Regions from separate parts of the Mus musculus genome. Here all the other regions are linked to region 1. The links are chromatin loops, found by intact Hi-C in ENCODE. Cell type or tissue: gastrocnemius. All regions are shown on one strand. Links, peaks and the distances in the headings refer to the core of each region. The heading gives the core; the rest is flanking DNA. Region 1 holds the start of 6030440G07Rik (RIKEN cDNA 6030440G07 gene). Region 2 holds the start of Gm40577 (a long non-coding RNA gene). Region 3 overlaps Tecpr2 (tectonin beta-propeller repeat containing 2). Region 4 holds the start of Zfp839 (zinc finger protein 839). Region 5 holds the start of Cinp (cyclin-dependent kinase 2 interacting protein).

Region 1 (6,289 bases), core at 533-5,532:
AATGAATTTATTGTAAAGTATGTGCATGCCTGTGTCTGTGTCCCTGAGCAGTGCCTCTGAGACCAGAGGCGTAGGAATCCCGAGGCTGGAGTTAAAGCAGTTGGAAGCTGCTTGATGTGGGCACTGGATTACAGGCTCGTCCCCTGAGCTTGGCTCGTAAGGATGTATTTTTTTTTTTTTTTGAAGATTTATTTTTATTTTCAGAAATTTTTCTTTTTTTTAAAAATTTCTTTTTGTACATATTTATTTTATTTTATGTGTGTTATAAGCTTTCATGCATGTATTGTGCATGCCTGATGCCCACAGAAGCCAAACAAAGGGTGTTAGGTTCCCTGGAACTGAGCTATAGATAGTTTACAGATAGTTGCAAGCCATCATTAGGTTCTAGGAATTGAAGCGGGTCCTCTGCAAGAACGACAGTCCATCCCCACCACACACACTTTTTTTTTTTTTTTTTTTTTTTTTTTTTGGGACAGGATCTCACTGTGTAGCCCCGGAGGCCTGGAACTCTCTCTGCAGACCAAGCTGGCCTTGAACTCACAGAGATGAACTTGTTTCTGTCTCCCAAGTGTGCTAGAAGTAAAGGTCTCTGAAACCAGCCCAACTTAGTGATGTTTTCCTTCATTTCCATAGTCATGTGGCAGTCCAGGAGGGCAGAATGTTTGTCTCTGCCTATCGTCTAAGGACATGTCGTCTTGGCACCTAGCTGGCACACCCACCACATACAATGTTGTATTACGTGTTGCACCTGGCAAAAGTTCATCTTTAATGTTCAGGCCACAAGACCCACACACCCGCATGCATACCGGGCACTGCCCACCGACCCACTTGCCTGCCCCGCCCCCTTCTCGCATGGCCCCGCCCCTTCTTGCAAGGCTCTTGCCCCTCTCTCACGGCTCCGCCCCCTTCTCACACTCCTGTCAGGTCGTCTCAGTTGAGACTGTTGGCAGTAGCGGCTTCCACTCTCTGCCTTGATTCACCTTTGCACAGCTCCTCCAGCTCAGCCTGAAAATCACCACAGCCATTTCTGAGAGACCCTTACCTAACACAGCTGTCTTCTTCATGCTTCATCCTTCACCCACAGATGTGATTGATGCAACCAGACTGCCATGCTGTAAGGGAGCCCAGGCTAGTGTGGTAAGAAGCCTTGCAGAGGGGAGCCAAAGGCCCTACTTAGGGCAAGAGCCCCAGCAGACTAGGAAGCAGCCAGCTGAGCCCTGTCATTATCCAGAATCAGCCGATGAAGCCTCTCGGGACTTTTCACCTATTGAGCCTCCAGATGATTGCAGCTGTGTAAGCGCAGGAAGCAGGACTGCAGGACCATCCGGGAGCCGTGAGAGGTTACAGAGACTGGGCTTCTAAGCCACCCTGCAGGACTGGTTCTTATCCAGCAGTGACAGAACACCCAGGGAGTCTCCTGCCTCTCGGGGTCACTTAATATGCAAACCTTTCTCCCACCGTACTCCTTTCCCTCCCAAACCAGTACTATATTTTATGTATGTGACTACACTGTAGCTGTCTTCAAACACACCAGAAGAGGGCATCGGATCCCATTATAGATGATTGTGAGCCACCATGTGGTTGCTGGGAATTGAACTCAGGACCTCTGTGTCTTTAGTTAGGGTTTTACTGCTGTGAACAGACACCATGACCAAGGCAACTCTTTTTTTGTTTTGTTTTGGTTTTTTTTTTTATTTTGTTTTGTTTTTCAACACAGGGTTTCTCTGTATAGCCCTGGCTGTCCTGGAACTCACTTTGTTTGTAGACCAGGCTGGCCTTGAACTCAGAAATTTGCCTGCCTCTGCCTCCCAAGTGCTGGGATAAAAGGCATGCGCCACCACTGCCTGGCCAAGGCAACTCTTATAAGGACAACATTTTATTGGGGCTTTACAGGTTCAGAGGATCAGTCCATTTTCATCATAGCGGGACCATAGCAGCATCCAGGCAGGCATGGTGCAGGAGAAGCTGAGAGTTCTACATCTTCATCTGAAGGCTGCTAGCAGAATACTGGCTTCCAGGCAGTCTTAAACCCCACACCCACAGTGACACACTCTGGAAGAGCAGTCAGTGCTCTTAACCGGTGAGCCATCTCTCCAGCTCTGTTTTTGTTTTGTGAGATAGGGTTTCACTGTGTAGCCAGGTTGCACTTGAACTCACAGAAACTCCCCTGCTTCAGCTTCCTGAGTATGGGGATTACAGGTGGGAGCCACCAGACCTGGTGGAGTTCAGCCCATTTGTTTGTTTTTGAGACATGGTGTTACTGTGTATCTCTGGCTGGCCTAGAACTCTCTATGTAAACCAGGCCTGTCTGCCTCCCCGGTGCTGGGATTAAAGTCCAGAAAGGATGACAGTTTGCCCAAATCCCTTTTCCAGCCGGGGAGCCCCTCCCAGACTGTTTCTTCCTGCTCTGCAGCCTCTGGGAGGTAGCTTTCCCAAGAACCTTGTCATTTCCTCTAGCCAGAGGTGAACACCTTCTGTACTGCATTGCTGTGTCATTGGGGTTCCTTGCTGCCCCCCGGGTGCTAGGAAGCCCTCTTCTTAGGTTGTTCTGTGTTCAGTTCATCTTCCTGTGTTCAGCCCTCAGCCCTGCAGGCGCCCAGGAGCCTCATAAACGTGCACCTGGGGAAGGACAGGCCGGAGCCCGAGGGGCCCAGGGAAGATCCCTGGAGGCATAGTTACCGTGCTTGGTGAGCAAGCTAGGCTGGGAGGACAGCATTCCAGATGGAGAACATGGCCGGCTCTGACTGGAGCGAGAGGTGCAGAGGGCTGCTGGACTTGGGCCACCTTTGCCTCAGGCAGAGGGCACTGTGCAGACACAGGCCAGTGTGTTTCTAGGTCGGTAGGGTGAAATGGCGTGTCGCCATGTCGACACAGCTGTCACCTTGAAGCCTTGTAAACGTGGGTGTCACACAACTCAAAGCCTGGGACCCTGTGGGAACCTAAAGGGATTGGCAGGATGCACCATGCTATGAGAGGAAAGGGTCATGGAGGAAAGGAAAGCCAGCGTCTAGCAGGATGTTGAGGGGCCTCGGTGGCTGAGGTGGCCAGGACAGGGGCTGGTTCGAGTGCAGGCGGCAAATTTCCGTAGGAAGGAGCCTTGGGGGGGGGGTACATGGCTGGAGGAGTTGGGAGCAGTGTCAATGGTGGGTCCCGAACTCGCAGACCCAGAGGAGTCCTGGAGCCCCGGCTGCCAGGTCCTGGCACCCTACCGGGAGACACATCCTAGAGACTCCGTGGTTCCTCCCTCTACCGCTAGGGGGCAGTGCTGGCCGCTGCTCCGCTGCACAGACATGGATACCATGCCTCGCCCTCTTGTCCCAGCCAGAGCTCCGGGACAATGCGGCCCCCTGCACGCTCTCCTTGGCCCCGCGGGTCGGATTGACCTACTGGACTCCACTCCCTGCCCTGCGCCCTTGCCTCACGTCTTCTTGGATCACGCGAGAAAGCGAAGACGGAAGGATGCGGGCCGCTTGGGTTTTGGGCGACTGCAAAGCAATGCTACTCCCCACTCCAGCCTGACAAGCAGGGGTCGCTGTATCATTAGGACTAGTCTGAATTGTATGACCTGGGCTAGACCTGACCCCGCCCCGGCTCAGTTTATCCTGCTTTACTTCACTGCCTGCTCCCATCACTCTTCGAACTGGCCGCTGGAATGGCACTATGTAAATAAGATAGGTCGCACTAAAGACGCGGAGGCTATACGAGCAAAGCCGGCTCTGAGCCCCGGCTGCCGTTCACAGCCCAGAGGGGTGGGACTGGCTCCTGAGGGAAGCTGAGCTCTTAAGCCAGCAATGCTGTCAAAGTCACAGAGCCCCACAGGAATCCAGGGCCAGGTGCTGGGAAGGTCAAGGGGTGAACTGGCTTTCTGCTCCCAGCCTTCCTGATCCTACCAACTTCCTGGCCCCCAGGACAACGGGAGCTCACTGGTTAGTCTCTCCTGGTAGGAGCCTGGTAGGTCCGGGCTGGGCCACTGCTGTTTCTGTTCCCAGATGCCAGGCTGCGCCCTCTGTCGGCCATTCTGACACAGCCTAAGAGGGAGGCATCACCACATCCGGCTTCCAGCCCTGCTCTCATACCCCCTTACCCATTTCCTGTTCCCTCTCCACCTGCTCCTAGCACCTCAGCGTCAGCGCCACCCACCTCCACGATTAACTCTCAACCACTTAGTCATCCATATTTATGGGACAATTTCAATCCTCATGACTGGACAGGCAGGCCCCACCCTCTGGGCTGACCTCCTAGGCAGGGTGCTTGGGATTAGAGGGTGGTGGTGCGCCGGGGCGGGGCGGGGCGGGGCGGGGGATGGGAAGTGTATTGTAATCCTTTTGCCAAGTCACTCCAGAGGTGAAGCCATGCTCACATCTGGAGAAGAGAACACCAGGCAGAGGGAATTGCACCTGCAAAGGACCTGAAGCCCGAAGGCTAAGGTTCTAGGGAGCTGAGGTGGAGGTTTTGGTTTGAAAAGTGGGGTGGGGACGACTTGGAGAAAAAGGGGGGTCACATCTGACTTTGGTTGTGGCAGGCATATTAGGGGGTCTCTAGAAGAACAGGACCAGTAGAACATGTTATATTTAATATATTATACCTAATTGTATTTATATCTAAGTGTATATTACATGTATTATTACAAGAGGGCACTCAACAGATTGATAGGACTGAAGGTGGAGTAGTCTGAACACCATCACCATCTGCATGCGGGAGAGGCAGAGAACAGGGTCTCTGAGGGGCTCAGTCTAAGCAGCAGGCAGAACCCACTGCGTTCCCAAACCTTCGAAGGCCAGCCGGCACACTTCCTGGGAGTCGCCCATTGAACGGACACTGAGCCAATGAAGTGAGTAGTGTTATATAAGTGTCTGTCCTCCCAGCATTCAGACAGACTGAAGCAGGAGGATCAGATCATGCAGTTAAGGCCAGCATGGGCTATAATGTGAGAACTTCTCAAAACCAAACAACAAATCAATCAAACAAGCTCACTGAAGAAACGTGGGGACACGGGCTCAGAAGAGCAGAGCCTGGGTGTGCCACCTGGCTTTCTCCCATTTTTTTTCCCCTCTTACTTTCTCTCCCTCAAGTCCAAGACAAGGTCTATCTATATAATCTTAGCTGGCCTAGAACTCCTTATGTAGATCAGGACGGCCTCGAACTCACAGAGATCTGCCTGGCGCTGTCTCCAAAGCGCTGGGATTAAAGACACACGCCACCACACCAGCCTTTGGAATGCTGCTGCACACATTCAGTTGCTGACCCACAAGTCAGTTGACAGGAGCAGCCAACCCTTAGCATTTTCAGGCTGCTGGAGGTTGTGGGTTGGCCCTGGAAGGGTGTAGTCAGGGCTCAGGACATTCATACATTGATACCATTGGTTCCTCATTCTCTAGGAATCCATCCATGCACACACAGCTAGAGCCCTCAGTACAGGCCCAAGGACCCGTTTCGGAGGAAACCAATGGTGTTTACTCAGAAGTTTTGCCTGACAACCCACCTCCCCTGGCCAGAGATGGAAGAGCCTCGCCCACCATCTCCACCTACCTGTGTCTCAAGATGGACATTTATGATGGGAGGAACCACAGCTTTGGCAAAGTCCAGACCCGAGTGGGGTTATTCAGAACCTAGGGAAAGTCTTTCCTTCCCAGGAGGGAGAGAAGCTTACAGTGTGCTTGTGTAATACCATGCCTCGGGAGATGTGAACACATATCTACTCACACCAGAGAGGGAATCAATGACAGACCAAGGCAATGATACCACCCAAGTCCCACTTGGTGAGCCAGTGAGTTTATTGGGTCACTTACAGGAGCGTGAGGGACCCAGAGGCAGCTGTATCACCAAGGCCCACCCCAACGCCAGTGACAACTCACGAGAGCTGGAATCCTGTAGCTCTCTGAACAAGACGCAGGCAGCTCCACAGGCCTGGGAGTCTCTCCTCCTTGGCAGTCCTTACTGCTGTATAGTATCACCAGGGAGAGGGAGGTTTTGTGACCCTGGTGTTTCAGGACAACCTGAGTTATTTGCTTCTTGAGCCTTTCTGGTTTTGTTTCTTCAAGATGGTTTGTTTCCCTGTGTAGCTCTGGCTGTCCTGGGACTCACTCTGTAGACCAGGCTGGCCTCGAAATCAGAGATCTGCTCGCCTCTGCCTCCCGAGTGCTAGAATCAAAAGTGTGTGTGTGCCACAGCCCTGCCTACTTGTTGACTCTTAAGGGGCATCCTCCTGGGTGGACTGAAGTGCAGGCCAACAGTGTTGCCTGTCTCAGTCTCTCCTTGAAAAGTGACCTGACTGTCATGACCTAGCACT
Region 2 (6,289 bases), core at 800-5,799, 570 kb after region 1:
CGCAATGCTGGATGGGCATGGCGGCCATGTGTAATCTCAGCAGGCTGGAAGCAGAAAATGGGATTGCTGGTACAAGGCCGCTAGCTCGATTAGCTGGATTGGTGAGCTCTGGGTTCAATTGAGAAACCTTGCCTCAGTGTTTGGTGTGCGAAGTGATCAAGGAAAACAGGTAGTGTTAGCCTTTGCACACACCTGCACGTGCATCCCCACACGTGTGCTCACACACACGAAAAAATGCATACAGATATGCAGTGTACATCACATCCACACATGCAGAAAAGAAAAAAAAAGATTTCAACACAGGATTTTGGAGCCTCGGACATTGAGCTGAGAACGCACTCCTTCGAGCGCTGGTGTTGCTGTTATGACTCACATACATGTGTCTGTGTGTGTGTGTGTTTTATGCTCCCTCCCTCTATAGGGCTCAGGGACAGCCCTCATGGTGGAAATATGGAATCCGAATTCCACGACAGAGGCAGGGGAGCCCTCCCACTCAGCTGCTCGGGCATGGCACCCCAAGTAGAGGCCATAGCTTCAAGTAATTTGGGTAGGCATCCCAGGTTCTCAAGTGCTAATATTGAAGGTGTTGCAGGATATTTGATCACACTGTGGATCCTGAGATTGTGCTAACTACTGAAAAACCTGTTTCTAGTTGTGGTGTGGCTCAGCCCATGAGTGTACACACACACACACACACACACACACACACACACACACACACACACACACACCCCTTTAGTCCCTCTGGCCAGAATACAGATATGCCCTTAGTACACACCAAACAATGAAGGTAACGTTAGTTTGTAGAAGGAAGCACTCATGTTTGAATGTGATGTCTAATTGAGTGGCAGACACAGTGATGAATCAGAGAGACTTGACAGAATAGGATATGCCAAACTCTCACGAGAAGAGAGGAAAGGGAAGCTACTTAAGGGAGCATTGCAGAGAGAGAGAGAGAGAGAGAGAGAGAGAGAGAGAGAGAGAGAGAGAGAGAGAGAGGCGAGGGGAGTGGCAGGGGAAGGGGAAGGGGGAGGGGGAGAGGGAGAGGGAAGGGGAGGGGGAGAGGGAGAGGGAGAGGGAGAGAAAGGAGGAGGAGGCAGTTTTCTGGGATAGTTGTACAGAGACAGGTTGTAGACAGAGGACAGGCTACATACAGGTGAAGACATAATGAGCCGGAGAATGAGGAGACAGAAGATGAGAGTGGATTGCCAGAGCTAGTTTGAGGCGAAGCAGAACAATTCAGTCAGAAACTGAGAGAGAAGCCAGATTGAATCAGAGTGCAGAGGAGTTTGAGCCTGAACAGCTGAGAGCTGAATCAGCCAGCCAGAGTTCAGAAAGAACTCGGAAGGGGTGAGTGTATTCCAGCAAGTCTCAGAGGCTGAAAACATTCTAGGCCTGGATTAGATTATACGGTGACTAGACGCTTTCGTGACCAGGTCTCAGTTAGCAGACTGAGGTGGTGAGCCTCAGAGATGACAATTGTACAGGGGGATAAAAGTTACTTTTACAAGAAGGTAAGTAGGGCTGTTGAGATGGCTCAGCAGGTAAGAGCACTGACTGCTCTTCCAAAGGTCCTGAGTTCAAATCCCAGCAACCACATGGTGGCTAGCAACCACCCATAATGAGATCTGATGCCCTCTTCTGGTGCGTCTGAAGAGAGCTCCAGTGTACCTGTTTATAGTAATAAATACATCTTTAAAAAAACCCAAAAAACAAGTAGGTAAATAACTGGGTGAAATCAGCCGTGATCCTTCTAGGTGGAGGAGAAGGTTTGCCAAAGGATGGGGCCTAAGTATAAGTGTGCAAAGATCTGGTCCCGGGAGGGAGACTGGCTGTGTGCAGTGGCGTGTGAGCTGAACTTTCAAGCCCAGTCTCCTCTCCAGAGCAGACTGATATTGGTCTCCCAGCACAGCTATAAGGATTGACTTCCTGGCATTCTCTCAAGCAGTATACCTCCAGGTTCCTGGTGTAGCTATATAACTACACGTGGGCTCTACCCTACACCTCGGGAGCTCTGAGCTCTCTGGAGCACAGGGTTCTGTAGCTGCAGGGTAACCCTCTGTTCCGAAGCTCGCGTGGTGGCCTCTTGTGACACACCCTTGTCCTACTCAGCAAGCCTCCCTCTCGTCATGCCAGCTTCTTGGAACCTTCTCACAGGTCCCCCAAACAGCCCTGTGCCCTGTTGCAGTCTGTCTGTGACACCCCTTCTTTCCAACCTTCTCCTCCATTTGTCCCCCTGTCCCCAAAGTATCTACCAGGAAGGAGCACCATGAGTGTTGGGCTTTGCAGAGCTGAGGGATGGATGTGGCCCTGAATTCTGCACAGAGTCCCCAGGCCTATGTGCAGGACCACGTGTAATGGGGTTTAGATAGTGTAGTGGTTTGTATTTGTTCGGCCCAGGGAGTGGTGTTATTGGAGGGTGTGGCCTTGTTGGAGTGGGTGTGGCTTTGTTGGGGGTAGGTGTGTCACTGTGGGTGTGGGCTTTCAGATCCTCATCCTAGCTGCTTGGAAGCAGCTTTCCACTAGCAGCTTTCAGATGGAGATGTAGAACTCTCAGCTCTGCCTGTACCATGCCTGCCTGGATGCTGCCATGTTCCTGCCTTGATGATAAGGGACTGAACCTCTGAACCTGTAAGCCAGCTCCAATTAAATGTTGTCCTTTATAAGACTTTCCTTGGTCATGGTGTCTGTTCACAGCAGTAAAACCCCAGCTAAAACTGGTAGCCAGGCAGGAGGGCTCTTTCTGGTGTCATACTGCCCCATCCCAGTATGTGGTCCTGTAGAAACTTCAGATCTGGCTCAGAGCCTCAGTTGTCTGGCCAAAAGCCTGCACATTTGCCAGACCCTTTGTTTGTTGTTTGTTTGTTTTTGTTTTGGAGACAGGATTTCTCTGTGTGGGCCTGGCTGTGCTGGAACTCACTTTGTAGAACAGGTTGGCTTCGAACTCAGAGATCCTTCTGCGATTGTCTAAGTGCTGGGATTAAAGGCATGCGCTGCAGCCACTGTCACCCCCCCTGCCCCCGCGCGCCCACTGCTGGACCCTTTTTGGGCTCACCCTAGGGCACACACTTTCAGCAGCTCACAGGTGGATAGAGCATCCTTGGAAGATTTCCTCTGGAATGTTTACACAATGGCTTGGGGTTCCCAGGGTGACCATCGTGGTGATGAGCCTTCTGCTAAGGGTCACTGCATGATCTCAAACTTCAGTTTTCATCTGTAAAATAGAAACACCAAATACCTCATGGGTAGTTGCAAGGATGGAGCTAATCACAGCCAACAAGCTTATGTACTCAGTGATGAGTGGTTTCTGTGGCCCAAGATATTAAAAGCAACTATGGCCGGGCGTGGTGGCACACGCCTTTAATCCCAGCACTTGGGAGGCAGAGGCAGGTGGATTTCTGAGTTCGAGGCCAGCCTGGTCTACAGAGTGAGTTCCAGGACAGCCAGAGCTACACAGAGAAACCCTGTCTCAAAAAAAAAAAAAAAAAAAAAAAAAGGGCAACTATGATCCTTGAGCGCCATCTGGTGTTCAAAGCTTATCATTGCATCTAGGAGTTCTCAGCTGGGTGGTTTTTCTCAAGTTATTATTAGGCCTGCATCCCTCTTCCTCTGCCGCATGTCAGCCTCTGGCCTTTCTGCAGGCAGCAGGCAGCCTATTCCTGGAAGGTGGACAGAACGTGCCAGCATAGGCCACTCTACTCCCACCCTGCCAAGGACACTTGGGAACAGCCTTCTGTCCCTGGTACCCTTTAGGCTGATGAACAAAGCTTTGAGGACAATCTCGTTCAGTTTCCTTTCTCTGGTTAGTGATTGGGGCTGCATGCTAGGTTTTTCATTGTGTGTGCATCATGGATGCGCGCGCGCGCACGTGTGTGTATTGTCAGGCGTGCACACAGATGTGTGCATGTGGGTGTGTTCACTGGCTTGTGACCACGGGGACACCAGAGATCAATGTTGGATGTCTTCCTCTATCTTTCTCCACCTTACCTTTTGAAACAGTCTCTCACTGAACTTTCAACTGGCCCTTTGGCTAGAATGGCTGGCCAGCAAGGTCCTGGGATCTCCTGTCTCTGCTTCACCTCAGCTGCCTGCCCTGCCTGCAACCCGGTGCTGGGGCTCTGAACTGGGCTCCTCCTATTTTAACAGGAAACACAGTACAGTCAACAGGTGTGTGTGTGTGACCCTGGGTCAGGGACGTAGCACTTGCCAGAAATAAATGTCTACGCCTAATGTCACCTTGAGCATTCAGCCTTTCTTCCCTGCAAAAGGTTACGCGGGCGGGGCTTGTTGACCATTTATGCCCCTCCTCCTAGTGGGTGGGGTAGGGCTCTAGATTCTGCCTGAAGTATCCACCTGTTCCCTACCCCGTGGCAATTCTGCTCGAGGCCTTGGGGAGGGGCTAAAGTACATAGAGGCGGGAAGGACCAGCCCCGGGACTGTTTGTGTGGCTGCAGGGATGGCCCTCGTCCTTGCTGGGTGAGGCTTTTTAGGTGTGGCTAGTGTTTGTAATCCCTCGCCTTACCCTCTGTACAGAAGCCCAAGGAATGCATTGATTCCCACTCACTTTGGCAGAACTATGCCTTGGCGTGTTCCTGCGACCTTCGGAGGAGGAGAGGTGGACTTTGCTAATGCCTTCTCTGAGGAGGAATTTTAGCTACAAAAAAGGAGGGGGCGGGGAATGGACTGGGATTTTTTTTTTTTTTTTCTGGCTTGTGGACTGTATTTTCATGGTGGTCTGGGGTTGTAGGGTGTGGCGGGCATGTCATCGCGGTGTCAGGAATTGGAATTGTTAGGAAGTTGGAAGGACTTTGGTCAGTCTATAAGCAGTTCTAACTCCTTTGCGGCAAGTGGCTTTCCTGACTGAGACCTCTCACAGTTGGATTTGATGGCTTTGTTCCAAGCCTTCAGCTCCTTAGATGAAGCCCATTGACATCATGGAGAACAGGGTGTATTGCTGGGGCCGGGCTTCCGTTGTTATCAAAATGCAGAAGTGACCTCAGACACAGATGGACGTTTGATCAAATAGCTGGTACTTTGTGGCTGCGTATCGTCCGTACATTAAATTAATCACGACAAGTGCTGACTGAGGCCCGGGGAGATGGCTCAGTTGGTGAAGTGTTTGTTGTGCAAGTTCAGATCCTCAGCACCCACAAGAAAGCTGAGCGAGACAGCGCATGCTCAGGGGCTCACCAGCCAGCCAAGCTGAGCGAGACAGCGCATGCTCTAGGGCTCACCGGCCAGCCAGCCTAGCCAAATTAGTGAGCTCCAAGTGTGGTGGGAGACCCTGTCTCAAAAAATAAGTTGGCGGATGATTGAGGAAGGAACCCAGTGTTGACCGCTGACCTCCGCGAGCATTCATGTATGCGTGTGTACTTCTACACACGTGCACACACAAATCTACATATGAGTGTGTATACATATGCACACAGAAAGGAGAAAAAAAGAAAAAACATACCCCAAGAGTCGAGTTACAGTGTTTCATACAGCACTGAGTGCTTTCTGCATTTTGGGGGGAAACTTGACTGGTGGGCGTGTATTCTCCCGTGAAGGTAGCGAACGTGGACTCTCCTGTGACGAATGGTTACATGGATTCCCCTGTGATGGTTGGTTACTCTTTGCATCTTGGCATTTATTGCTGGATATTTCGTTAAAACTTTGTTTCACCCCAAATTATATATATATCTTAATATCTTTATGTTTCTATTAGTAGAAACGATGGCTTCAGATATTAAAACATTAATGTGTTAATCTTTCTCCAGGGTCTGCTGGCATTGTATTAAGACCTGGAAAACGTTTCTTCTCTTTCTACTTTCCTGGATGAGTTGGGAAACATTGGTGTCGACATTTCCCCCATATGTGGAAGAGTTGTCAGGTGAAGGCACTTGGTTCTGAAATTTTCTTCATTAGAATATTAGGAGGGCTGGAGAGCTGGCTCAGCGGTTAAGAGCTCTAGCTGCCCCTGCAGAGGACCCAAGTTGGCTTTTTGGCACCCACACCTTGGCTCACAGCCGCCTGTAATTCTAGTTCTAGAGGGGCCTGACTCCCTCTTCTGGCCTCTATGGGCATTGCACACATGTGGCAGAGCTTAATAAAAGTAAAAGTAAAAAGAAAAAGAAAAAAGCCCAGTGGTGCTGGTGTGGAGATGGCAGGTATCTTCAACCCCAGCACTTAGAAGGCAGAGGTAGGTGGACATGTGTGTGTTTGAGGCCAGCCTGGTCTACATAATGAGTTCTGGGATAGCCAGGGCTACACAGAGAAACCCTGTCTCAAAAACAAAACAAAACAAAAC
Region 3 (6,289 bases), core at 740-5,739, 56 kb after region 1:
GGTTGCCTCTAGCTCCTAAGTGATGAGACTACAGGCAAGTACAGCTGAGTTTGTGTATGACTGAGGATGGAACTCAGGGCCTTGTGTGTGCTAGGCAAATACTCTACCTGCCCAGCTCTATACCTAAACCCCAACACAAACGGTAATGTGACCAGCAGAGGAGCGCAGAACATTCCCAAGACCAGTCTATTGAGGCCAACTTTGACAAAAGCAAAAACTCTCCCACCGTGAAACCTGTAAGTGTTGGTTTTGCCAGGAGAGGCTCAGGAATAAAGGTCACAGTGCTGGGCCCATACCTGACAATGTCACACTTCCACTGCTCCCCCTCAGGACAGAAGCTGCTCACACCCTCCCGGTACAGGAGGGCCCTCTGCTCTGTCAGTGCCCACACCACACTGTTCCGGGCTGCGATCTGGGACAGTGGGTATGGACAGTCCACCTTCACGGCTCGGGCGCAGGGCCGATCCACACTGAGACCTGTAGTGAGAGAGGAAGAGCCCCGCAGACTCAGTTGAAGCTTGTCACACTCTTTTGATCTGTGGTTTTCTTTTTTTGGTACTTTTGCTATCTGTGGTCTTTCATAATAGATACCTTTTCATGTACAACTGCTCAGGTAAAACCCCAGACTTATCATACTGCAAGGCTTATGCAGAGTCACAGCTCCAGGGAGCTCCCCTCACCTCTTTGTGGCCTGTCAGTAATGTGTGTCATGTTTCTAAATGACATCAAAGGCAACTACTGAGGGAGCAGGCTGGACAGATAATATGTAAATCCATGTTCTATTGCTTTGGCCAGCAAGTACGTCCTAGTAGTATAATCACAGGAGTACCAGCAGAGTTTGCAACTATGAGGACTTGCCCACAGGACTTCTGCAAATCGGTGCCAACCACTGATTCCAATTCAGTAGGACAGGAAGAGTAAGGATGATGTGGACACTGCTCTGACAGCATGGTTGGAGGTCACCTGCTCCTTCCTTACGTGTAGTATCCCCCCTTTCCTACCATGACCAAAGTCAAATGTCCTAGAAGCTAGATATGCATGTGTGTATCAGAGCATCCAACTTCCACTGAAATACACGAGAATTAACTAAGCTGAAGGCTAGAGCCCCACACATGTCCATGAAGTTGGCAGTGCTGATGACCAGGTGATGACCTCCACACTGAGACAGAGCCAGGTGGAGAACCATTCCCGGCTGATAGCTCACTCCAAAGATGAAGCCATGTTCTCAGAATCAGTATTAAATGACTAGATCAATATTCATGTAAATCCATATGGCCCCTTGACAGCACAGACAGAGCCCCCTGCTCCCAAGGCCATTTCCCCCTGACAGCACACAGTTCCCCCTGCTGACAGCACACAGACACTGACTCATTACAGTGTATTTTTAATAAACGAGTCCCACTGTGCCAGGTCTAGCAGCTAAAGGTTTCCCTAAGGGCAGTTTCCTAGGACAAGTCAATTGCTATTTACAGCAAGTTACTTCTTGTTGTTTCCCCCAATCCACATGTAAGTATGTGTCCAGGTGCTGGGCTGTGACCTAGCTGAGAAAAGAGGGAGATGTCTGTCAAGTCATGACTGCTCCTGCTTTCCTCTTCAGCCTGGATACTCCAGGGTATGCACAGGGTATGGGCAGCGGCAGGAACGGCCGGCTCTGCCCCATGAGGCATCCTACCCTGCACTCAGTCACCTATTCATCCCTGCCCAGACCAGTCTGTGTCAGGGGCAACTGCTCTTCCATGGGAAACAGTGCTTCTAGAAATGTTCTCACTTAACTTGGTTTTCGGTCTCTGCATCCTGTGACTGCTCTCAGAATGTGTCTAGCTGCAGATTCAGCAAGTGACAAGGACAATGTACATGGCCTTCGACTACCTGTCTGAAGGTACAGATCTCCGTTGGTCCTGATGATCCAGGCTGTGTCATCACTCAGGGCCACAAACACAGCCTGGGGCAGAGCCTCGTACCAGTGCCGCTTCCCCTTGATGGTGACTTTGCCACAAGCAAAAGCACGGTTAGATTTCTGTTCAATCTTCCAGAGAAGAGCCCCTAGGAGAAAAAAACTCTACTCACTGTTCAACAAACATGAGATTCCCCTACACAAACACTCCATTCTCAGCCCTGAGAGGGGCAGCTTTCTATAATACATCTTGTTGCTTCCACCTCAGGAAGAGCCCACCATGCCAGAGTTTAAACCCACCAGCTCTATGTTGTCAACATATGAATGTATCTAAGTCTCACTTTTCTCAACTGAAAGGTGGGTCATTTCCACCTTTTAGAACTGATCTAAAGGCTAGATGTAAGAGGGGATGCACCACATAGCACAGGGTGGGCACAAGGCAGTCACTCACTCATGTCGGGAGAGAGAGCTGACATTTCATTAGGTACGTGCCTACTGACACATAAGGCACAATTAGTGCCCAAAACTAACTTTGGGGACCTTGGGAAGGGCCTTTTTTGGATCACTTATGTGTATGTGAGTCATGTTTTCATTTAAAATTCTGAGGAATGGATAAAGGAAATGAGGAAGGTGGGCAGCAGGCCAGAGGCACTGTGAGTGGAGGCTAAGGCATTAGGCCAGGAGAGGATACCAAAGAATGAATGCACTGAGCTACCGGAGGCCTCCGAGAAGTCATGTACAAGCTTCTCCCCTAGCCCTGCCCTGCAACACCACAGGGCCCGAGGCATCCAAAGATGTGTGGGTCTCAGCTGAGAAAGATGATCTCACAGAGACAGACAGACAGACAGCTCCAACCACAGCAGCCAAGGAATAGTTGGAAAAATAAAAAGTAATTAATACAATCAGCAGAGAATCAACACTTCTAAATGGCTAGAAGGATGGGCTTAAAAGTATGTGACAGAAACAGGAAAAAAATGAAGATATACAATTATACAACACCAGCTAATGGAGTGGGCTATTATCTCACCCAGTCTCCAGGGGAAAATAAGTGTCAAGCAAACTGAAAGAAAGTGAGCAAACAACTAATAAACTAATACTTTAACAAGAATGCCCTTTCTTTTGTTTCTCCTCCACGATGCCCACTGCTTCAAAAGAGATAAGCACATATCTAGCATTAGGAAAATGCGAATGAAGTATAGTGGGGTTATGCCTATAAGCCCAGCTCTTGGGAGGCTGAGGCAGGAGGACCCAGTCTGAGGCCAGCCAGAACTCCACAGTGAATTCAAGGTCAGCTTGTGCTATACAGCCATGTCTAAAACCAAAACAAACAGAAATAAAGAAAACCACAAGTACACGAGTCTCCATAGATGAGGGAGTTATCTCAGCCTAACAGACTGTATTCAAAATAAGTCTCCTGGGTTCACTAAAATGCGAAACAATGCACAAAAGTGTGAGGCCTTTGCGACTGCAGTCAGGGAACATCCAGCACACACCTACAGGCCTGGCCTGGCCTCACTACTTCAGTTGTTTTAGAGCAACACTGACAAACCGAAATATGTTATTTTTATGAGGATTTAATGTTCCAACATGGGGAGAAAATAAAAAAAAAACCTCAAAACTCAAATTATTTGTATAGCTTACAAAAATATGTTCCTTGTGTTATTTCTGTAATTAATAAAATAAAAAACCAAAAAAATCAAGCAAGTATGCCGAACACCCATCACCCTAACCAGTGTCAAAGGAAGCATTCATGATCTTTAACAGTACCCAGCTAAGCTGGCAGGAAGGTCAATCTGTTGACACTGCTGTTGCCAAAGGAGAGCTGCCCTAGGAGCTGGGAGCTGTGTTGGGGGTTGGGAAGTAGGAGCTGGGAGGCAAACCTGAGGGAGAGACTGCCATCTGCTGGACAGCATCTTCAAACCTCTGCCAGCGCAGCCCTGCACCAGGCAGGGGACTGCAGAACAGGCCACCTTTGTAGTCCAGGCACCAGAGAAACTTTTCCGAGACCGCCAAGCTGAGGATGCCATAGCCAGGAGCCGAGTAGCCCATCCAGCTCTCTGCAAACTAACAAGGACAGAGGCCAGTGAGTTCTGTGCAGGGGACACGGCTGCCTTCATCACACTGTTACCAACAAGGCAAGTAGGCAGGATACTGACGTCAAAGGATCCTTGAGAAGCCTTGCCTAACCCCGCTCTCCTTGGATCCAGTCCCAGAAACATTCTGGAATAGGAGTTCTGGTCCTTGTGGAAGATCCCATAGCATCCTTGGATAACACTTTCACACAGCATAATACCCTTCCTAAGTAATGCTCGAAGGTGTAACCAACCACTCGTCAAAACAAGACATTGTCACCTTGCAAGTCCACACTCAAGAACCATACAACCCCTCCCACAAAAAAGTCTGCAACAGAAAGCATAACATTTAAAGTAAGTTCATGATTTGACAATTGGGCTATGTTTATAGCTATCCTGGTGCACATGCCCTGCACAGAATACAGGCCATGAATGCTTAGGACTACATGACATCACATCAAGAGACCTTACTTTATACAAGGTCATCAACACATGTATGTAAATCATCTTTCTGTACACTTAACTTATGACAGATACCCTATGGGAACAGCATCACAACTATCTACACTACAGTCTTTCAAGCCCTGTGCTAACCTCTGGACTCCTGGCCTGCTGTATGGGAACAGCTGGGGAAGTGTGGATGAGATTCTGTCTCAATTCTGCACACTAAAGCTTTGTTGCTATTCTTTTCATTTGTATTACTTGTCTAATGTAACCATGTGTATGCACACACACACACGAGTGTGCCTTATACATAGCACATGTGTGGCAGGCAGAAGACTTGTGAGAGCTGGTTCTGTCCTTCCACCATATGGATCCTAGAGACGGCACTCAGGTCCTCAAGCTTGGTGTCAGCCCTAACCCACTGACCTGTCATGCTGGTCCCATGGTGCTAGGATTTGTTTAAAAGTCAAAGCTAAAAAAGGTTTACTTTAGACACACTTGTACAAATACCTGATATGGAAGCTAGTGTTATGAAAGAGAATGGTTTCTACCTTTTCTCCACCTGGCTTTGTTCACCATAGCAAACTTTTCACTTAGCCCTTGTCCTATAAAACAAACAAACAACCCAACATTTCTCAGCTTTTCTGCTATTTGGAGCAAGACCAGGTACAGCAAAGCTTGGTAGATAACTTCAGAGCTCCAGGATCCTTTTCCATGGGCGAGGGCTTTCTTAAGCTAAAGTTCTAAGATATACCAACAGATGTGATCTGCCAACTAACACTCTATATCAGGTGACCACACTGCTGTGGTTTCCCATAGCTCTTCCCATAGTGACAGCTAGCTGCCACTTGCAGTGAGCTCCCAGCATGGACACATACACTGTCAGTTAAGAGCACTTAGGAAGCAGTGCACTGAAAAGATGAACACAGGATGCAGAACAAGCCGCCAAGTTCTGTACATTCACTTCTAAGATAGAACACAGAGACGGGGAAGTCCTGGGCTACCCTGACTTCACTTGTAGCGTGATCCGGTGCATGCACTACTTTACCATTCTGAGGCTCAACTTCCTCCTCCATACAACGGGGCAACTAAACCTGGGTCCTATTTTGTTTGTTTTTTTTTTGTTTTTTGGGTTTTTTTTTTTTTACAGATTGATTTACTTATGAGTACACTGCCACTGTCCTCAGACACCCCAGAAGAGGGCATCGGATCCCATCACAGATGGCTGTGAGCACCATGTGGTTGCTGGGAATTGACCTCAGGAAGGACCCCTGGAAGACTAGTCAGTGCTCTGACCTAAGTGCTCTCACCTGCTGAGCCATCTCTCCAGCCCCCCTAGTTTGTTTTTACAGAAGTGATTTAAGTGTGTGAAGTGCTCAGCCCGGAGCTGCACATGGTGCAAGCTGGTAAGCGTCGTGCTCTCAGCTCTGATGATGCAGGAGTGGGCCTCACATCAGCTCCTAGGGAATGTGCTGGTACACGGCTAGCTCTGAAGCCAAACATATTTGCTATGCCAAAGAAAATCAGTACTTAAACATCATTTTTAGGGCTGGGCGTAGTGGCACGAGACTTTGATGCCAGCACTCAGAAGGCAGAGGCAGGTGGAATTCTGAATTCAAGGTCAGTGTGGTGCACAGAATGAGTTAGAAACCCTGTTTTTAAAAGTAATTTTAAATATAAAACTCCCAAGAACAATAAATTGCACTGGTCAAGAGGCCCCACAGCAGACTGGGGCTTCCCTCTGCAGTGTGTCCTGGGCTCTATGAGGACACTGCAGAAGCAGCATTTCTAGAGAGGTCCCCAGTTCACACTGATGTACCTACGAGTGAATGGACTATGGGGAAGGCAGGAACTATACATCACATACGTGCTCAGAGCA
Region 4 (6,289 bases), core at 619-5,618, 140 kb after region 1:
AAAAACAAACAAACAAACAAACAGCAACAAAAAACTGGGCAAAAAGTATGTCCTACATCTGAGGCAGCACTTTCTGTAAGAGCCAGATACCCACCAAAGAAGAGGGCTGCCTTCAATAGCATCCACGAATATTTACTAAGCACCACCTATGAGAGACAGCCACGTGTGTCAGGAATGAGCTGTCTGGAAAGAAGTTGGGGACAGCAGGAGAGAAGAGGCCCTGTACTTACAGAACAGAGATGACCAGCATTGAGAGACAGACAGACAGACAGACAGATACTATCAGGCACGGGCTTGTGCCCTCCAGACAAATTAATATGCTGGACTGGTGATCACCTAGGGTGTGTGTGTGTGTGTGTGTGTGTTGGGGGTAGAAAGGACAGCAATCCTGTGCACTAGAGAATACTGGCTTAACCCACCAGATGCCAGTAGCATCCCCAATTGTGACAAAGTCTGTGTCTCTCCAGGGAATGTAGCTCCACTCATTTGAGACCACCAGCAAACCCTCTGTAGAGCCAATCTACCAGTGAGAGGTCAGTGACAGAGTCACACAGGAAAGAACTGTCACTAAAGTCGAGCTGGAACACACCCCTTGTCTGCATGCCGGGTGGGTACACTATTACAAACAGCAGCCTCTCTTTGAAATTAAGGAAGAAGAAATGTGGGGATTAGGTGTCCTGTAAGCCCCTAATTCCTGGGCTACGTGTGACTCAATGACAGTTAGTAACTGTGCACATCCTCAAGAACCATTGTTTGTTGGACTTTACTAAAAGCCATCCAGAATATCTAAGATCTTGGGATATGCCAGATATTATATGAATGAACACACACACACACACAGCCCTTGTTTTAGGAAAACTGGTCTGATTATTGATCCTGACTGGCTTATTATGTTATGTGGGCATATAATGTGTTATACAACACTTGATACTTTGTTTTGTGTTTATTTGATTCAGCAATTTTTTTTTTTTGTCTTTGGTTTGTTTGTTTTTCCAGACAGGGTTTCTCTGTGTAGCCCTGGCTGTCTTGGAACTCACTCTGTAGACCAGGCTGGCCTCCAACTCAGAAACCTGCCTGCCTCAGCTTCCCAAGTGCTGGGATTAAAGTCGTGTGCCACCACTGTCCAGCTCAGCAGAAGTTCTTAAGTCCCTCTGGCACCCATTTATAAGCATCAGCTCACTCCCTGCAGGTCTGTAGGATTGCCTCTCCTGGGACAATCGCCTCAGACCTGTCTTTTCAAATGTTTCACTGACAATTCTGAAAGGAGACAGTAGTCCCCAGAGACAGGTCAGGCAGGTAACACTGCCACAGTGACACAACAGAGGCCTTCGAGAACGTTCCAGAAGACGACTGTCTCTCAGGTGCCTTGAAGGTCACAATGAATTGGTCAGGCATTACAAGGCACTTCTGTCTAAGGGAAACGAGGCTTCTTGGAAGGCTAGGACCGCGCACAGCTGTTGGTGGAATTGAAGTGTGTCTATAGGTCAGGAACAGTGAAGATGGGACCAGAGACCCACATTACCCCAGAAGGTGGTCACTGGCTTGTACTTTTGGTCTGCTGTCCCCACAGTGAGCCAGAGCTTGCTATCCTGGTTGTATCAATGAACCCCAAGTGTACCCCGGAATGCTGCCTCTCCTCTCCTGCATTTCCAGCTGGCACCCAGCCTGGCAAATCTAGCTCAGACACTAGCTTTTCAGCATTAGCTGTGTGCTCCCAGAGACCGTTTCCTTTTTCTGAATGTATTCAGTTAGTTACATCTCTAGCTTTTTGTCCTTGACCAGCTATCATCTGGGTCTTGTGTCACTTCCTCCTAGTCCTCAGACTCCTTGGGGGCAGAATCCTTATCTGCTTGGCCTCTGGGTTATCAGGGCACAGTTTAAGCTGGAAGATTATCCTGCACACCAGGCCACAAAGGGGTCCATTCTTTCATTATTTGAATCTGGTTTTCACCATCCCCATCACACCAGCTACCACCAGCAAATCTATCAAGCTAACTTTGATTAAGTTTGCTCTCCTTTGGTGGAAATTATATCACTGCCTCTTTCCAAAGCTGTCATATCAAATTCAAAATTGTGGCCATATTTAGCAAGGTAAGGAGGACACAGCCTTAGAGTACAGCAAGCCGAGACACTGAACCTCTCTTGTGTGGTTTCCCTGGGGTGGCAGCGATGTAGTTCGGTTGATAAGAGTGTTAAACCACAGAGGAACCACACAGTTCAGCCCCAGCACCGCACACACCTCTAGAGGAGGGGAAGGAAGGATTAGCGATTTAAAGTCATGCTCAGCCATGTGTCAGGTCTGCAGCCACCCTGGGAAACAAGACCTAATCTCAGAAAGGAGACAAACCAAAAAGCAAAACATGTCATGTGGCCGCTGACAGCCGTGCCTCTCTGACAATGTATGATAGCGTGCAGACGCTCCGAGCAGGAGCTTCACGGAGGCCGCACCAATGGTGTGTCACGTCTGTCTCAGACTTGCTCCCTAGGGCAGCAGTCTACCAGTGAGGAACCTTAGATAGTGAGCCATCCTTCCTGCAGGCAGAGAAGCCAATGCCCAACGAGGGTCAGTCACCAAGGGTCACTCTTCTAGCAAGTGCTGTCAGGAAGACAGCACGCCTTGAATAGCCAATATCTACCTCAAAACCACTGGAGACCACAGAATTCTATTCTCTGCCCTATTTTTGGTGGAGGCAGCTCTCTCTCCTGGTCTCTCCCCTGAGGTGAGGTGTGTGTTGTCATTTGCAAAAGCCAGCAGGTCTTCTTACGACCGACATAGAGTACCTTCAGTTTCAGGAGCTACCTGGACCCTCCCAGGAGAAGCCAGATTTTAATGGCTACTCTCAAAACAGCCCAAATCTGTGTGAGCTAGGGGGTAAACCCGCCGGGAGGGAGGGAGTTCTGCAGTGCGGCGCCTTCCTGTGCTTCTTTGCTACTGTATTGGACACTGAAGTTTGCCAAAGTCTCCAGCAAAGTTCTCTCCACTCAGGCTCAGTTCTGGGTCAGTGGCTGCGCGTGCCGCCACCGCTTTCCTCTAAATTCACTCAGCTCTGGGTTCCAGCTCCAGAACCGATCAGGAGAAAGTTCTCCCTTGTCACCCCCCACCCCCAAGACGTGACTTATGCTACCCGCTGGCCGTTGAGAATACACTTGGCCTCAGTGTAGAACCTGGCATACTTCTAGCGCCCCATAGATGCTGAAGGAAGGACAAGTTGCTGTAGGGCGGGCCAGGCGCCGAGGGGCTTGGAGCAGGGCTGTGAGCGCAGAGGAGGAAGCAGGACGCCCCGAGGTGGGCCGGGCGCGCAGAGCTGGGCGCACACGACCCAGGCTCCGAACGCGGTCCGCAGCGGCCAGCTCCGGCCCCTCCACCCCGCGCGGCGCCTCACCTGCGGTGTCAGCAGGCGCGGGGCCTCGGCGCCCGGCCCCCGCTGGGCCTGTTGGGCCCCGTCCCGGAGCCGCCGCGCCGCGGCCGGCAGCGTGCTGGGCGGTGGCTGCGCCCGAGTCACCTGCTCCAGAACCCGCCGCAGCTGCTCGGGGTCCAGCGGAGCCAAGCGCACGGCGCCGTGGCTCCGGCCGGGAAGAGTCGAGCCACTGTCGCCGACATTCCCGGACTCCGGTTCCGCGCCTGCCATGGCGGCCTATGGGGGGGGACTCGAACCCGTGTCGTCTGTAGGGGCGGGGCGGAAGTGCGTCACCCGGTAGAGGGCGGAACCTACGCGTGCCCGGCAGGCCAAAACATCTCCATGGCTCCGGGGCTTGTACTAAATTGCTGCCGCCGCCGCTCTGTTAATGTTTCGATCCCCAAGTGTCACTCGCTCCATGCTGATGTCCCGGATCGGATCCTCAGTGGAGGTCTTCGGAGTTCCCGAGTCCCGGGCTTACACTGATCTCTAATCCTCAAATTGAAAAGTCTTCCTAACCCCGCTCGAGAAACTTGGCGTTACAGTCACGCACCACTCACTACTTCTGGTTTTATGCGGTGCCAGGGGCTCGAACCATGGCTTTATGAATTCTAGGACAAAGGTTCAACCAAGTTAAGATTTACAAGGGGGCTTCTCGAGAGGGAGTCAGTTTAAACGTCTGAGCAGTCAGTCAGACATACATGTTGGTGGCTTTCAAGTTACAAAGGGTTACAAGGGTTGCTGGAGGAAACCTTTTCCCCTCTGCAGTAAATGAGTTTAGAGGGCTGCTCAGGGTGACTCTAGAGGATCCTTTCACAGACTGCAGTCTGGTCAGATAAAACTACAGGTCACATTATAATTTATAATCCTCACATATATAAAGTGTAGTCTCGTGAGGTTCCTAGAAAATTGCAAGTTTATACCTGAGAAAAGAAATAGGTAATATATACATAATTTATTGTTGTCTTAACATTATTATTTGGGGGAGGGTGGAGTTCAAGACACGTTTCTCCGTGTAACCCTGCACAGAGTGTCCTAGAACTCCCTCTGTAGACCAGGCTGACCCTGAGTGCTGGAAATGAAGGTGTGTGCCATCATGCCCAGTTTTTAACATTATTATCTTAAGCATTTCTATATAGATGGAATATTCTCTTTATGTTGGCAACCTTCTCAGTAATTGTCAATTATGCATGAGTCCTTGCTTGACACCCTGCTGGCATGAGGCTTCAGCGCGACTCCAGGGTAATGAGCACTTTTCCCTTCCGTGTGTCCGCTCAGTTTTACCCTGCCTCACAATAGGATTATAAAGTTTGCATTTAATTTCATTTTTTGTTTTGTCTTATGTGTATGGGTGTTTTGCCTGGGTCTATGTACACAACTCGTGTTACTGGCAGTCCCCTGGAACAGAGGGATTGCTGTGAGCCACCATGTGGTTGCTGGGAATGGAACCCTGGACTTCTGTAAGAGCAGCCAGTGCTTGGAACCACTGACCCATCTCTCCAGCCCCAAAATGTTTGCATATTTGACATTAGTGCTCCATCTGAAGCCTCCTCAAGTGTTTCTGGGGTGACCCATCCCACAGCTACCTGGCATCTAGAGTGAACATCTCGAGGGCAGGAATGACATATTACCCATTGGGTGCCCAACACAAGCTCTGAGCCAAAGTATACACTCAGGGATGCATGGATGGATGCATGCATTGATGGATGGATGGATGGATGGATGGATGGACAGACAGATGGATGGGTGGGTAAATAGATGGGCAGATGCATCCATCCACCCATGTGTCCACCCTTCTCACATTTCAGTCTGTCCATCCGGCTCCCCAGCCTCAGCCTAACTTCTCTCTGTACTGTAGTGGTTCTGTGTGTCAGCTCTTCGCTGAGTAGCACAGTAGGACCACTGGTCAACACATCCTCATTAAGCCCCTGTTGGGTGGATGAGGGTCCTATCAATCACGAGTCAGTGTGAGATGAGGGAGACGCATAGGAGAGGGACTGGGGACAGCCTGCTGCCAGGGAAGGCTCTGATTATTGCATTTCACCAAAGGATTCTCTTTTTATTTTAAACTATGTATGTATGTGCCTGAGTATATACTATGTGTGTATTATGTGTGCACTTGTGAGCAAGAACATCAGATCATCTGCGGTGGTTATAAGCCACGGTGGGTGCTTGCCTGCGTGCGTGCGATGGGAACTGACCCCAGGTCTGATTATCATCTTTATCATTACTGAAGCCAGTTTCCACCCTGCAGTGTCCTGAGTTACTCCCCTGGCATCTCACTAAGGTTGTCCACGGGTCTTTGTCTCAGTGGAACAACAACAGGCTCCATGTATGGCCTGGAGCTCACATCTGCCAGCCTCAGCCTCCCGAGTGCTGGTGTTACAGGTGTCTGTCACCGTACCCACTTACTTCTTCACTATTTTCTTCCTTTTCTCTTCCCTCCAACCGTAAATTGAGAATTACCCCCATTTTCCAGAATATCGACTCTGTTTTAACAACCTCTTGACTGTGCTGGAGAGAAAAAAACCTTATCATTTGAATTGGAGGATGTGTACATTTCAAATTAACAGACAAAAGATGGGTTACCAGAAGACCGGATTAGAAAATGAATGCTGAATAATACTGGCCAGGCGTGGTGCAGCGGTGCACCTCTGATTCCAGCCTGGAGGTCCTTCTGCCTCCAGTGCCGGGGTTAAAGACAGTCACCACCACGACTAAATTCAAGATAATTTTAATTAATTAATTTTTGTCCTGTTTTATTACATTTTGTTTTTGTGACAGGGTTTCTCTGTGTAGCCCTGGCTGTCCTGGAACTTGCTCTGTAGATGAGGCTGGCCCCAAACTCAGTGATCTGCCTGACTCTGCATTCTGAGAGCTGAGATTAAAGA
Region 5 (6,289 bases), core at 515-5,514, 100 kb after region 1:
AAGTGCCCTTACCTGATAAGGCACCATGCTGGTCCCCTAAATGAGCTTGTAACCCTAGGACACGGAAGTAAAGAGAGGATGAACACTATAAACTCAAGGCCAGCTTGGCTTACACTGACAGTTTACACACCAATCAAAGTCTACACAGCAAGATTCTGCCAACCCCCACGTCTAACAGACAAACTACAACAAAGAATAGAAACATCCAATAGGCTACAGTACAATCAACACTCAACACATACTTGTTGGGTTAATCTCTCTCAAACCCCCTGTGCTGAGCCACATATGGTGGTGCACACCTACAATTCAAGCACTCAGGAGGCTGAGGCAGGAGCATCTCTCCAAGCTGTAGACAGTCTGGTCTTTATAGTGAGATCCTGTCCCCCAAAAGAAAACAAACAAAATTCTATGCCACATTGCCCCAAGACCACAGCAAAGATTCACTGGAAATCTCGTGACCAGATCCGAAGGCTACATTCATGGGAAACATACATTCTGAAGCTGCTTCTGTCTCAATAATCCAGAGAAAACACCACCAAACCAGATGGGCTGGCACACGCTTTTAGTTCCAGCCAGAGGCAGGCAGGATCTTTGAATTCAAAGTTGGCCTGAGTTCCAGGACAGCCACACCTATACAGAGAAACCCTGTCTTGGAAAACAACAACAACCCTAAATAAAACAAACCACCACCTAATTTCTTCTTCTGATTCTACCACACTCCCTGTCCCTAACGTCCATTCTTATTAATATAACCATCTCCTAATTTGTTCTTCACCTTTCTAAATTCAAGATCATTGTTGTCGTCTGCTTTCTTCCTCCTCTCCACTAAGTGCCAGCAGCTATTTTGTTTAAATTAGAGGCTACTATGAATGGACTCCGAGCTCTTCAACCCCAAAAGATAACTTCCCTAAGAAAAACTGAAAACCAACCCAATAAGAACCAGTCTTCCATTGAAAAAGACAATGTGGCTACATCAAAACAACTGCTTAGGGCTCTCGGAGAGGTAGCTCAGCCTGTAACACAGGGTATCCCTTCCAGAGGACCAGAGTTCAATTCCCAGCACCCACATGGCAGCTAACTTCCAGGGCATCTGATACCCTCTTCTGACCTCAGTAGGCACTTCACACACGTGGGTACACAAAAACACATGGAGGCAAGACATCCATTCACATAAAACACGATTTTTAAAAGTTACGGGGTGGGGGGGGGGAGTGAACCCCTGAAGGACTTTATTTCATTTTACCCATCCATGATTCCCAAACCAGACGGGATTCTCAGGTTTGAAATCTCAAGAGCTAGACTCCAACCTTCCTGAGGGAGTGACTAGGTGTGAAGTGTAAGCATACACCCCTAGGGCCTGGCCCAGCAACTGGCATGAGGGAAGTCTAGTAAACACTCAATGAATGAACAAACACGGGCTGTAAGTCAGGTTGCAAAAACAAACAAAATGATCACAGGTATATCAGCATTACAGCTGGGTGCGAGTAGGTACAAAAAGTGTAACAGCTTCGAAGACAAGGACTCTCTGGCGATAAGAGACTAGAGCAACTTCATACCTAGGACCTGATTTCCCACAACTCCCTGCTCCAAAAGTTTTCAAAACCTTGGCTGCAAATGATCATTCCAGTCAACGACAAAACGATACACCTCACATGCTGCCAACAAATGGAACAGAAAAATACCTGAATATCGGTGAGAAAGAAAGGAAGCACAAAGGGTAGGAAAGAAAAGTAAAGACGGAGATGGAAAGAAATGGGAAACCAGAGACTTAAGGGACTAGAGGAAAAAGCAGCGAAGCCCACAGAGCCGTGTGGGTGACAGCAGAGACTAACCTTGATCATATTCAGTCAGACCCTGGACGGTCGGCTGTGCATGCATGCACTGACCCATTTAATCCTCCACTATCCCAAGATAAAAACTTATCATTTTACGGATGACGAAACTGAAGCTAGGAAGTTGACACTTGCTCCAGTAAACGGGTAGGAAGGGGAAGCGCAATGACCTGACCCCGAGTCTGACCCAGGGTCACCCCATTCACTGTCCATTCCGCCTCGGGGGCCACACCGGGAGGCATTCGGTATCCATTTAACCAACCCTTACTCAACTCCTACTGGGCGGCCAAGCCAGCGGCAATGTAAGGGATCCAGCTGAGGATCGGGGGGACAGAACAGAACGCAATGTCAATCTCCAGGCTGAGGAGCCTGGAGCCGGCCGCGAGAGGGATGCAGGGTGGGGCAGGAGGGGAGGAGCGAGGGGAGCCGGGACGCCAGGGCGGCCCGGGGCGGTGTGCGAACGCTGCGACGCCCGGTGCTCTGCACAGACTCCGGCTGACAGATGCGCCGCGTGCGGCGGCTGCCAGGGGGACGGCGACGCGGCTGTGGAGACGCTGAGGGGCTGAGACAGGGGAAGGCGGCTCTGCCAGGGGGAGGAAAGGCGAGGGGCGGCGTCGGGGACGTCGGAGGCGTCCGGCACCCGCCCGCGCGCTCCCGAACTCACCTCCCGCGGCAGCCCCTCAGGACACCTCAGCCCCGCCAACCCGGAGGAGGCGGGATGGACTCCGGGCCGCAGGGGCTGCTGGGAGCCTGTTGCCTAGGCAACGGGTTAGGCCTCAGAGAGTAGCAGTGACTCCGCGGAGGGCTAGAGCGGCAGAGCCACAAGTGTGGGCGGGCCCAAGGACGGAAGTGACGTCACTTCCTCAGTTCGCAGGCGGGTTTTTGGGTCTTCTCAGGAATCTACCTGTGGGCCGCCGCATGGAAGGTGCGTGACAGTGCTGTGTTTCCCTAGTTGTGGGGGCTGCAGGTCGTGGACGTGGTCATGAGGGGTGGGAGGGTGGGTGGGGGAGGTCATGAGTCCGCGCGCGACGTGACATGCAGGGCGCGCCTGGACCTCGTGGGCTGCCGGGAGCCTTGTTCATTACGGTGTGAGTGTCGTCTGAGTGCGGTGATGTGCGTGAAGTGTCAGTGGTGTGACGCTCAGAGCATCCCTGAGCACATTGGAGCCAAGCCTGACGTGCCAGCCCCTCGGAGAACCCTTCCCTAAACTCCGGCATTCAGTAAGACGGGCCGTGGAGCTTGCAGTGTGTAATAAAGGCTGTCTCTGTCGGTTCGTGTCGCATGGGTCAGTGCGTTAGCGTATGGCTTGCTGAGTCCCGTTTTGCTTTGGTAGCTTACAAGAGGTAAGCAGCTAAACTGCTGTGCCTCTCTCTCTACCAGCTGCCCTGCGACTCACATTACTGACATCTCCCCATTTGTCTCTGAGTGTCTAGAAGTCAGAGCTGTGCTTTTGGTTCCTAAGTGGGTCCGGCAAACTTAGTCAGCCGTGATCCTCACCCTTAGGGACCCCTACCGAAGAAGGACGAATGTAATGCAGGAGGTGAGAGCAGTTCCTCCATGGAGCCCGTTTGATTCTCAATCAGCTGTGTGTGCAAGTTATGGGAGGGAACAAGACATAACTCCTACTGTGGTTGAACTCAGTCCTGCGGAGAAAATAGAATTAAGAAATAGAAGAAATTGACTCACTAGGGGATGTGATGACAGCCAACGAATAGGAGATAATATGTCTACTGCAGTGACTCGTAATGCAACCAGGGGTGGAAGTGGGGGCGGCGGCGGCGGGGGTTGGGGGGGGAGAGTCCAGGAAGACTTCTTGATGGAAATAACTGTTCAACTTGCTTCCTGTTGCCATGGTAAAATACCGTCACCAAAAAGCATCTTGGGAAGGAAAGGGTTTATTTGTCTTACCCTTCCAGGTCCCAATCCATCTATGAAGGAACTCGGTAGGAACCCAAGCAGAACCAGAGGCAGGAGCCATGAAGAATAGCTGCTTACTGGCTTGCTTTTTCCTAGGATTTTCTTCTCCGTGTATAATACCTACATTTATGTAAACGTACCATGTGTCAGCTGTATCCACAGGGGCCAGAAGAGGACATGGTATCTTCTGGAATAGGAATCTCAGCTGATTGTAAGCCTCTTTTGGGTGCTAGGTCCGCAGAGCCATCTCCAGCCCCTCAGATCGTTTCTTACACAGCCCAGGACCAATTGCCCAAGGGCTGCGGCACCACAGAGAGTTAGGCCCTTGTACATCATTCACCATGCAGACATCCTCACGAACAGTTGTTACACTGTGGTTCTCTCTTCCCAGGTTGACCAAGTTAACCACAAAAGTAACCAGGACAATGACTTCCCTTTTTGCATTTAACTATTGCAAATATATTTATTGCAACTTACAGATAAGTTAGCAATTATATACAAGTAGAATTTTAGCTATAAATTCTGGTTGCGTTTAAATTTGGAAGTCAGAAGAAGAGAGTCTCAAAATAGTATAGTCTCCTAAAGAAGGTTTTGTTAAATTACAGAAAAATAAAACTGGAAGCTGAAGATTTTTTGGCTCGGTTCTAGAGCATTGGAATTTAGATCTCCACATGACACTGGGCAGCTCTCAAACACCTGTAACTCCAGCTCCAGGCCACCAGTCACCCTTCTGGCCTCAGCAGCCACTCCCACACATTCACACACATAAAAACAGATCTTTAAAAATGAAATCTGCCCCGGAAGCTCTTAGGGAGTAGCACTAATGGGTGTGAGTTTGTTGGAGGACATGTCACAGTGGGTGGGCTTTAAGGTTTCAGATAGTCAAGCCAGACCCAATGTCTCTTTCTGCTGCCTGCTGAACTAATTGTAGAACTCTCAGCTAACTTCTCCAGCACCAGGTCTGCCTGCCATGCTTCCCACCATTAGGATAATCGATTATACCTGTGAACTGTAAGCCAGCCCCAATTAAATGTTGTCCTTTATAAGGGTTGCTATGGTCCTTGGCATCTCTTTACAGCAATAAAACCCTAACAACAAAAAAAATAGGGGGGCAGAGGCAGGTGGATTTCTGAGTTCGAGGCCAGCCTGGTCTACAGAGTGAGTTCCAGAACAGCCAGGGCTACATAGAGAAACCCTATTTCGAAGAACTAACTAACTAAATAAATAATCTGATCATTTAGATGTGAAGATACAATTAAAAGTTATATTTCATGTCTTAAAGGTGGACATTGTACCTGTGTGTGCAAGCCTTTCATGTGTTGCTGCGTTGACACTTTTACCATATGGAATTTAACATATGGAATCCTCCACTAAAAACCCAAAGAATTTTCTTTCCTTAAAGGCTGGCTGCCTGGCTTTCTTTCTTTCAAGTGAGGGGATGTTTAACAATTAAGATTGAAATGAAAAGTGAAAAGAATTCTGTTATTATCCTCTAGTGTCCAATGTCCTCATCACTGCCTCCTCCTTCCTATAGGAGGGTAGAACATATTTACATCATGTATTTATTTTAATTAGCTTACAAAGTAGGTTTCTTTATGGCGTTTTGCTCGGGGCCCTCTTCTGACCCCACCCCCCTTCTCTGTGCCATCTGCACTCAGACGCTCTCATCCCCAGGGACCCCTTCCACTCTCTATCACAGGTGACCAAGTGTTTACCCATTTGGTAGTGAGGGTGGACCATGAGACGAGACCCCGAGCTGCTCCAGGTCACTGCCTGCTCTTTGCTGTGCTTGAAGTGGCCTGTGTGGCCTATGGCTCTAGCCATGTGAGCCCTGGTTTGCTGTGTCTCTGAGCCTCTTCATGCTGGGTTTGTCCTGTTTCTTGTAGTCACCAAGTTCATGGTCACTCACATAAGACCCATGCTGACCCTCTTTCCCTGGCTTATTTATACCTCAGCTCAGAGGTTCATGCTGACACAAAACCCCATTTTGTTTTTTATTTATGTTAATCCTACTACGGAGCCCACATTAGCCTCTTTTTTTTTTTTTTAAAGGCAGTTCTAACTGAAACCCAGAACTCAGTGGTTGGCTGACCTAGAGCAATCTTCTTGCCTTAGTCTGGGATTAAAGCCTTTGCCAAGACTCCTGGCTTTCTGTTCCCTTTTTTACATAGTACTATGGTCTGGACTGGTTAAGACAATTTACTTGTATATTATTTGACTCTTTTGGAGTAAGTGCCGTGGGAAAAGGTCCTGGCTCTCATTCATTCACTTCCTCCCCCATGCCTGACCTGTTGAAAGTAGCCAACCAGGATTTGTTAGTTGTTTGAATAAAGAATGAATGAAGGGCTGGTGAGATGGCTCAGTGGGTAAGAGCACCCGACTGCTCTTCCGAAGGTCCGAAGTTCAAATCCCAGCAACCACATGGTGGCTCACAACCATCTGTAATGAGATCTGACTCCCTCTTCTGGAGGGTCTGAAGACAGCTACAGTGTACTTACATGTAATAAATAAATCTTTAAAAAAAAAAAAAAGAATGAATG

The links. Peaks named below come from ENCODE experiments on the same cell type or tissue, not always from the same donor. Only the 100,000 strongest peaks of a DNase experiment are listed, where the experiment ranks them.
Region 2: a loop joins it to region 1, with 4 times the contacts of the local background. A loop is called at or near these places in 4 of 42 quality-filtered maps.
Region 3: a loop joins it to region 1, with 12 times the contacts of the local background. A loop is called at or near these places in 29 of 42 quality-filtered maps.
Region 4: a loop joins it to region 1, with 3 times the contacts of the local background. A loop is called at or near these places in 7 of 42 quality-filtered maps.
Region 5: it touches region 1 in a loop (5-fold over the local background); 3 of 42 quality-filtered maps call a loop at or near these places.

What each region holds. Positions count from the first base shown.
Region 1 is chr12:110,989,461-110,995,749 of GRCm38, reverse strand. It overlaps 6030440G07Rik (RIKEN cDNA 6030440G07 gene), which reads right to left and starts at 1,352. Exons shown (of 3, transcript NR_036598.1): 1 at 1,043-1,352. In gastrocnemius, for the core only: CTCF peaks have their summits at 3,318 and 4,012 (motif pointing left); DNase peaks (open chromatin) are centred at 878, 2,831, 3,269 and 3,961; H3K4me3 peaks cover 1,300 bases; H3K27ac peaks cover 1,826 bases.
Region 2 is chr12:110,416,193-110,422,481 of GRCm38, reverse strand. It overlaps Gm40577 (a long non-coding RNA gene), which reads left to right and starts at 4,418. Exons shown (of 3, transcript XR_873021.2): 1 at 4,418-4,476; 2 at 5,760-5,872. In gastrocnemius, for the core only: CTCF peaks have their summits at 3,361 and 3,561 (motif pointing left); a DNase peak (open chromatin) is centred at 3,583.
Region 3 is chr12:110,933,945-110,940,233 of GRCm38, reverse strand. It overlaps Tecpr2 (tectonin beta-propeller repeat containing 2), which reads right to left. Exons shown (of 20, transcript NM_001289510.1): 10 at 3,775-3,958; 11 at 1,870-2,043; 12 at 297-477. Among named protein-coding and RNA genes, the nearest start is that of Ankrd9, 42 kb to the left of the region's middle. In gastrocnemius, for the core only: CTCF peaks have their summits at 1,339 (motif pointing left) and 3,803 (motif pointing left); a DNase peak (open chromatin) is centred at 3,772; H3K27ac peaks cover 3,347 bases.
Region 4 is chr12:110,847,658-110,853,946 of GRCm38, reverse strand. It overlaps Zfp839 (zinc finger protein 839), which reads right to left and starts at 3,668. Exons shown (of 7, transcript NM_001199785.1): 1 at 3,384-3,668. The coding sequence starts at 3,629. In gastrocnemius, for the core only: no CTCF peak of the experiment used is centred there; DNase peaks (open chromatin) are centred at 3,320 and 3,669; H3K4me3 peaks cover 2,003 bases; H3K27ac peaks cover 2,202 bases.
Region 5 is chr12:110,885,534-110,891,822 of GRCm38, reverse strand. It overlaps Cinp (cyclin-dependent kinase 2 interacting protein), which reads left to right and starts at 2,678. Exons shown (of 5, transcript NM_026048.4): 1 at 2,678-2,757. The coding sequence starts at 2,751. Tecpr2 (tectonin beta-propeller repeat containing 2) reads right to left here and starts at 2,559. Exons shown (of 20, transcript NM_001289510.1): 1 at 2,497-2,559. In gastrocnemius, for the core only: no CTCF peak of the experiment used is centred there; DNase peaks (open chromatin) are centred at 2,606 and 2,964; H3K4me3 peaks cover 2,146 bases; H3K27ac peaks cover 1,960 bases.